Linked DNA regions of Homo sapiens: region 1 is linked to region 2. A link is a loop called in an ENCODE intact Hi-C map of the cell type or tissue named here. Cell type or tissue: PC-3. All regions are shown on one strand.

What was found. A loop is a pair of places that touch in the nucleus more often than their neighbours do. Peaks named below come from ENCODE experiments on the same cell type or tissue, not always from the same donor. Only the 100,000 strongest peaks of a DNase experiment are listed, where the experiment ranks them.
Region 1: a loop joins it to region 2, with 2.7 times the contacts of the local background. A loop is called at or near these places in 1 of 110 quality-filtered maps.

Annotation. Positions count from the first base shown.
Region 1 is chr6:100,845,839-100,849,838 of GRCh38, reverse strand. ASCC3 (activating signal cointegrator 1 complex subunit 3) reads left to right here. Exons shown (of 42, transcript NM_006828.4): 4 at 1,132-1,691. Among named protein-coding and RNA genes, the nearest start is that of ASCC3, 33 kb to the left of the region's middle. In PC-3, no CTCF peak of the experiment used is centred here; no DNase peak of the experiment used is centred here; H3K27ac peaks cover 1,294 bases.
Region 2 is chr6:100,773,680-100,777,679 of GRCh38, reverse strand. All of the region lies in intron 8 of ASCC3 (activating signal cointegrator 1 complex subunit 3), which reads left to right. Among named protein-coding and RNA genes, the nearest start is that of ASCC3, 110 kb to the left of the region's middle. In PC-3, a CTCF peak has its summit at 1,831; no DNase peak of the experiment used is centred here.

The sequences.
Region 1 (4,000 bases), 72 kb before region 2:
CGGGAGCAACTGCAGAGTCATGTTTTTTAGAAAGATACCAGTATTCATTACATTATTAACTTTAACAGTATTTAGGTAAGTCACATAGCTTTTGGGGCCTTTTGAAGATTTAAATTCTTCTTTTCTTCTCTAAGAATATTCTTTGAAACCCATGTCAGAAATACAGATTCTTTTTTTTATTTGAGAAAATTGGATATGAGAAAATGCCTTAAATAAATTAGAGGCTGATTCTTCTTATATTTACTTCTAGCCTCTTTTAAACAGGAGCTTTCTTTTTTATTTTATAATATGACTAACTTTATCTTCAGCTTAATAAATATCCTTGATGGTATTAAATGTTTTTGAATGAGAACTATAGAAGTATTTCTTGCCATCTCAGGTTTATGGTACAAATTGGAAAGAAAATTATAGATATTTGAGGTTTCCTTGAAGCTCCAAAAGTCTATAATTCAGATTGTTTTCTGTACCTTACTTTGGTTTATTTAACTAGCTCATCAAATCAATCTTTAAAATTAGTTTTAAAGTGAGTTTTAGCTAGTGTCTCAAGTTGTTTTTAGAAAGAAGCTGTAAGGATTGTTACTAGGTAGTTTCTGCACTTAGATACATAATAATTACTGATAATGATTTATTTACCTAAAATAGTTCTTTGGGAAATAAATAGTTCTTCAGGAATGGGTTGGTTCCTGCTCCTTAAATTGGCTATCTGTCTTTATTGTTATGTTTTTGTTGTTTTTTTTACAAGGTCTCACACTGTTGCCCAGGCTGAGTACAGTGACACAATCATGGCTCGCTGCAGCCCCAACCTTCCAGGCTCAAGCAATCCTTCCACCTCAGCCTCCTGAGTAGCTGGGACTACAGGTGCACACCACCATACCTGGCTAATTTTTAAAAATTTTTGTAGAGATGGTTCTCACCATATTGCCCAGGCTGGTCTTGAACTCCTAGACTCAAGTGATCTTCCTGCCTTGACCTTCCAGAGTGTGGGGATTATATGGAGCCATTACACCTGGTCTATTGCTATGATTTGACTGTTAGATTTACTCAGGAGAATATTTGTGGTAATTTTTTGGAAGATCGTAACTTGAACCATGATTCAATTGAGCTAATACTGTTTCTTTTGTCTTTGAATAGTTGGAACTGATAATGGGAGAGAAGCAATTGAAAGTGGGGCTGCATTTCTCTTCATGACATTTCACTTGAAGGACTCTGTTGGTCACAAGGAAACAAAGGCTATCAAACAGATGTTTGGCCCCTTTCCTTCATCATCTGCCACTGCAGCTTGTAATGCTACTAATCGAATTATTTCTCATTTTAGTCAAGATGATCTTACTGCTCTTGTGCAGATGACAGAAAAAGAACATGGCGATAGGGTTTTTTTTGGTAAAAATTTAGCATTTTCATTTGACATGCATGATTTGGACCACTTTGACGAACTGCCAATAAATGGTGAAACTCAGAAAACTATAAGCCTAGATTATAAGAAGTTTCTGAATGAACATCTCCAGGAGGCTTGCACCCCAGAACTCAAGCCTGTGGAAAAAACAAATGGCTCCTTTTTGTGGTGTGAAGTTGAAAAGTACCTAAATTCAACTTTGAAGGAAATGACTGAAGTGCCAAGAGTAGAAGATCTTTGCTGTACTTTATATGATATGCTTGCTTCTATTAAAAGTGGTGATGAACTTCAGGATGAGGTATAGTTGAAATGATTTATTTTTTTATATTAATGTGAACTATCCTAATGAAATAGTGTTTTTTAAACATGGGTGGTTAGCAAAGAAAGTTCTTTAATGTTCTGTATAGTAGTTGAATCTATAGCCAAATGGTTTCACATAGCAGGCCTGTATATACGTTCCTAATGGATAGTTACAGGAGGTCTGAAAGTGTAATGAGTGTAGCAGAGGAGTAAGCAGACAATAGTTGGGTGTCCACATGCTCTGGTTACTGGGACAGTGCTGGTTTGATGTCAACTTAATTTTAATACTGGACAAATTGAATGAGTAATATATTTCATGAAAGATTAAGAGGGATGGCCTACTGTTGTAGAAAGGACAGGCTTTGAAATCAGTTTGTTCTTCCCTTTCCACTTACTGGTTGTGACACTTTAGGTAACTTAATCTCTCAGAAGCTCAGTTTTCTTGTTGGGCTATCTCAAGGAGACACCAATATCAAGATAGATAATTGTTATAAGGATTGAATGTGATATATGCAAAATGGTAAGTAACATGTTAAATAATCATTATGTGGTAGCTGTGATTATTTTTGTCGTTATTATTGGAATTAAGAATTTTTAAATCACATTGAGTATTGGAAATACAGAAAAAATACTAGCTGTATTTTTCAGAGAAAAATTAATTTAGAGAATTAGCTAAGTAGGTATTGGAGGACTTAACCCATAGGTGTTATGCCAACTAACATTAGTTTGGAAGTAAGATATTATATCATTAATTCTGTGATCAGTCTTTTTACTGTGAATGTTTTACACTTGGTTTAATTTTTATCAGATCTGTTCTCACTATTAAATTTTCTCTAACATTCTGAACATAATATTGTTTTAAAAATTGTGATTTACGAAGAAAATTTTACTAATATTTGCTCATCATAATTGAATACATAGTAGTTATCCAATTATGATTATAATAAACTGAAATTTATAAATATCTAATTAATGGATATTTTATTTTCTTAGTAAGCCATAAAACCATTACTTTCACTTCTGAATATCTATAGTAAGTTTGTATTTCTTAGTCTTTCACCACAATTTTAAAGTATGTAACTGAATCTGATTGTTGGAAGGGGAGTATTTGTGCTAGATTTTTTTCATAATAGCTTCATTTGTCATATATTTATTGTATGCTTATTGTATTGCTAGGTACAGTGCTATTTACTGAACATAAAAGGATGAATAAGATAGCAAACTTGTTCTCAGAATTAATTGTCTAGCAGGAGGAGACATGTCAACAAGTAACTGTACTGAAATATCATAGGTATTATAATACTACATGCAAAGAAAATGGGTGCATAAAAGAACAAGTCATAGATTTTATAGAGGTGTTAGTATGGTAGCAAAAGTATGCATAGAGAAGGTTAAGCTTGAACCAATTCTTAAAATATGACTAGATTTAACTCTTTCAAGTGGACCAGAAAGGTAGGGAGCATATTTCAGGCTTGAACACTGTTTTCAGAGAGCTGTAGCTCTGTACAGCAAGCATGCAAGATGCAAAGGTGGAGTGCTGAGAAACAAGGGTATGCAGATAGGTAAGAGCCAAAGGAGGTGAGGGCTGAGCGCCTTGTTAAGGTGTATGACAAGCCACACTGAAGTCTGCATAGTCTGGTTCAATGATTTTTTTCAACCAGGGTTAATGGATAGTTTAACATGTAAGTTGATATTTCACATCCTGTCAGTGGCTTGAGTGGTAGTTCTGTATAGTTTTATGTAGTCAGTGTTTTGGTTTTCCTGTTCGTATATGAAAATGGACAATCATTGTCATAATTTTTGTTCTGCAGTATAGATTATTCATGCTTTATATTTTAGATACAATTCTTTGCTGTTATATGTTATATTCTGTTGTTATGGCAAATTTTCAGTATAATTTTCAAGTGATACTTCAGGAGTTTTCTACAATTGTTTCCCTACAGTTGTTTCACTGCGGTTGTTCTTGACCAGTGTTGTTTTCACTTTAGGGTGTGCGTGCTATACCTTATGTGTTGTCTATTTACTTCTAAATACTTAAGCCTGGAAAGAGGATAATTAAAAAGGCCATCAGTTCATATGATAACAGTTAATTTCTATTTCTTTTTAAGCTTTTACTTGACTCTTTATTTAAATAGGAATATTTATGTAGCATGCTGTGTGCTCTTGCTCCAGAAATGTAGCAGAACCATGGGAATATTTTTACATATAATCTAAGAAAAGCATATAAAGCTACTTCTATGCTGATGGCAAAAATTCTTCTCAACCTGTGGTTTCCCAGCTCTGAATAGTTAATTGACATAATGACTA
Region 2 (4,000 bases):
GAATGTACTGAGGTTTCAAATTTTTTCGTGGCCTGGTTCTTGTCATTTTATTCTCAACTCAGATCACCTCTCTTGAGGCACCTTTCTAGAAACCTAATTTAAGGTAACTGTTATGTCTCACTCCCCATTACACCATCTATTAAAATGTATTCATAGGAGCATTTGAAACAATTTTTAAATTAGTAAACATGTTGATTTTTTTTTGTCTTCCACCCTAATTAGAATGTAAGCTACATGACAGCAGAGACTTTGTCTACCTTATTGAGTGTTTGAACAGTTTAAGCCACATAGAGGAGATATTCAAGAACTATTTGCCAAATAAATGAATGATTCCACCTATAAATGAAAGATCAGAGTTTTTTTAAAACGTATCCTGTTAGGAAAGCCCAAAGTCATCTATTTTAGAGTAATTATCAAAAATAGTTTTATACACTCACACATACACACACATGTAAAGTAGTCAGTACTTGAAGACCTTTAAATGAAAAAATTTATCCAGTTATCTAAAAGAAAATCATCTGATCATCTAATGAATACTCAAGTATGTTAAATAAGGTATTCATGTAAATTGTTTGATTTTTAATCTCGTGACTTACGTAGATTATGGCATGGAGCCAGGTTTGTGAGGAATATTAGAGTGGTGGGATTCCAGAATATAAAACTTGGACGGAGTGTGTGGAGTGGCTATCATCACTAATTCTGAAATTTTGAGCCTAAGCCACATTTTATAGGGAGCCGAAGAAAAACTGTGAAAATTATGTAATGTATGTCCTTGGTATCTATATGATTTATCATAAATATATGCTGAAATTTTAATGTCTATGGTTTGATTATCTTAAACTTAAGCTTATGATATTTACACTAGTTTGGGAGGGACAGCATGTTCTTGGGTTCATCCTAGATACTTAGTTAATGCTTTCTAATTAACTGACAAAATAAATATATATGATTATTATAAAAAATGAGGTATGTTTACTGTATATTTTTGTTCTTCCAGCTAAATACTATCATCCAGTTTACTTTTAAAAATAGAGTGCGCACTCACGAGTAGCCTGTATTACCAGTATTTAATAAATGGATATCCAAAACATACACTTTCTATGGAATTTCATAAATAAGTCATCTTATTTCAGTAGTCTAGTGAGTCCCAAATATGTAAGATAAGCATATGTAAGATCAGTAGTCTGGCGTATGTATGTAAGATCAGTAGTCTGGTGAGTCCCAAATATGTATAAAGTGGATGTAGAATGAAGCTTGTAACACTTAAAATGTTTCTGGTCTGCTAATTATGATATGTTTTGAAAATGCTTAGTAGTTAGAACCAGTTAAAAGGGAAAATGGTATATACTTAGAATGACTATCTGGATTAAACATAAAGCACTTAAGATAAATGATCATGAGACTCTCAGTTTTCTGTTTAAAAGGAAATGCTGATTTGCTAAGAAATAATTTCAGTTTAACTTTATGTATTCATTAATGTATAAAATCAATATGAAATGTTTTAAGTTAGAAGAATGTCAAATATTTGGAAGCAAAGATTATTAGCTGCATTTAATTAGGTATTGTGTGTGCAGGAAATATAAATAAAACAATAAATATTATTAGCATGTAGTTCTAAAGTTGAGTAAAATAGAGTTTTGATATAACCCACATTATTCTTCTTCTTTAATCATTTGTTTTCTTAACTTAAAGCATTTGTTAATATAATTTGAATATTATTCAAATATAAGAAATCTATGCATAATGGATGTTAATTATTTCATGTTCCAATAGCTTACAAACACAATTCACAATATCAAGTATACTGAGCCCTCTAGTGATTTTTTTTTTAACTGCTGTCACAATTGCTGTCTGAGCACATTCCTTTTATTTTTACCAACAAGTTTATTGGTGAAAATTATTTCGTTCATTTTCCTTAATTTGAAATGAGAAATAAAAAGAAACTTTATAGGGAGTGGTATAAAACGTGGGCTGTTTTAAATATGTTAGGAAGTTTTGGAGGGTTTTTCTTTTTTAACTTGCTGTTTCTATTCAGCATGTTCTGTTGATAGTGATGTATATATATGCAATAATATTATAAAGATTTTTTTGAGATGTTTATTTTGAAATAAATGTAGAGGATACTTACCGAACAAGATAAATCATCATATTTTAAACAGTAAATTTAGTGGTAATTTGTATTTGAGCTAGGACAAACTGAGTTTAGGTCCCGTCTCGGCCACAATTTATTAGCAGGGTAGACTTGGGTAAGTTATTTAACCTCTCTAGGCCTCAGTTCCCTCTGATAATTTCTTCATATAGTCTCTAAAATATCTTTTAGAGATGTTTCCAGAGGAGTCTTGATAATTTCTTTTCTTTATATTGAATTTTTCTTTCATAATTTAAATCTAAGCCTTCTTATTCTCAGAAGATAAATTTATTATTTCTATGGTTTTAGACTTTTTAAATTATATTCCAAATAGAACTATAACATGCTTTTTCCTTGCTTAAAAGAGACCTTGAATAGTAACCGTGTCGCTTTTGGTCACAGTTACATCCCTAGTGGCTGAAAAAGTCCCTGGCTATTTCATTCAGTAATTTGATGCTCATTTAGTAACTTGGTAAATGAGTGAAGAAAAGGTCAGCTCCTTCAGTGTAGCATATGTGATTTTTTGTAGTCTGCTCTTGGCCTACTTTTCCATCTTCATCATCTTTGCTACTCCTTTTCACCAGCCCTAAGTGTTTTTCTAATATCCTGTTTCTTGTACCTAATATGGCATGCTTAGTGACTGTCTCTCCCTCACATACCTTAGCATATAGTTCATATCCTTATAGAAACCTAAATGATGTAATCTAATTTTAAACATGCCTTTTTCTTCCTTTAAACGACAAACTAGGGCCAGGTGTGGTAGCTCACAACTGTTATCTCAGTGCTTTGGGAAGCTGAGGTGGGAGGATAACTTGAGCCCAGGAGTTCAAAGACCAGTCTGAGCAAGACCAGCAAGACCTTGTCTCTACTAAAAATAAGAAAGTTAGGGCCGGGTGCAGTGGCTCACGCCTGTAATCCCAGCACTCTGGGAGGCCAAGCTGGGTGGATCACGAGGTCAGAAAATCGAGACCATCCTGGCTAACATGCTGAAACCCTGTCTCTACTAAAAATACAAAAAATTAGCCAGGCGTGGTGATGGGCGCCTGTAGTATCAGCTACTCAGGAGACTGAGGCAGGAGAATTGCTTGAACCTGGGAGGCGGAGGTTGCCGTGAGCCAAGATAGTGCCATTGCACTCCAGACTAGGCAACAGAGTGAGAGTGCATCTCCGAAAAAAAAAAGTTAGTCAGGTGTGGTGACATGCACGTGTCATGACATGTACGTGTCATGTACATGCACATGTCTGAGTACATGCACGTGACATGTACTCAGAAGGTTGAGGCAGGAGGATTGCTTGTCCCCAGAAGTTTGAGGTTGCAGTGAGCTATGATTGCTCCACTGCGCTTCAGCCTGGGCAACAGAGCAAGACGCTATCTCAGAAATCATCAGCAAAACCCAGAAACTAGTCAGTTTTAAGGATCATTTTAAAAATTGTCTGACTTTTGTTATGAAAACAAATATTTGTATTGACAGAACTTAGTACAATAACAATCAGTAAATGAATGTTGAATCGATTAGAATGTTATAAACCTCTATATATGTAATAGGTTTTGTTTGTTAGTATATTCTTCTGATTATTTATTTCTTGAACTATAACCTTCAAAAACAAAGAAATAGGTTTTTTACTGAAAGTTGAATATAGGGCTTTTGCTAAAATGCTACATATTTTGGCTAGATTCAATTTAGTATTTCTTTGGAGGACATTATGTATGCAGTGTATATCTATCTTTAAACTTTTCCCCTCATTTAATTATAGTTCTTTTTCCAAGTAGCCAGCATAAAATCATTCAATAAAAATGTATTTAGTAGCCTATTATGTTCCTGGCAATTGATTAGGTACTGGAGTAATACAAAGAGTAATAAAAAACAGAAT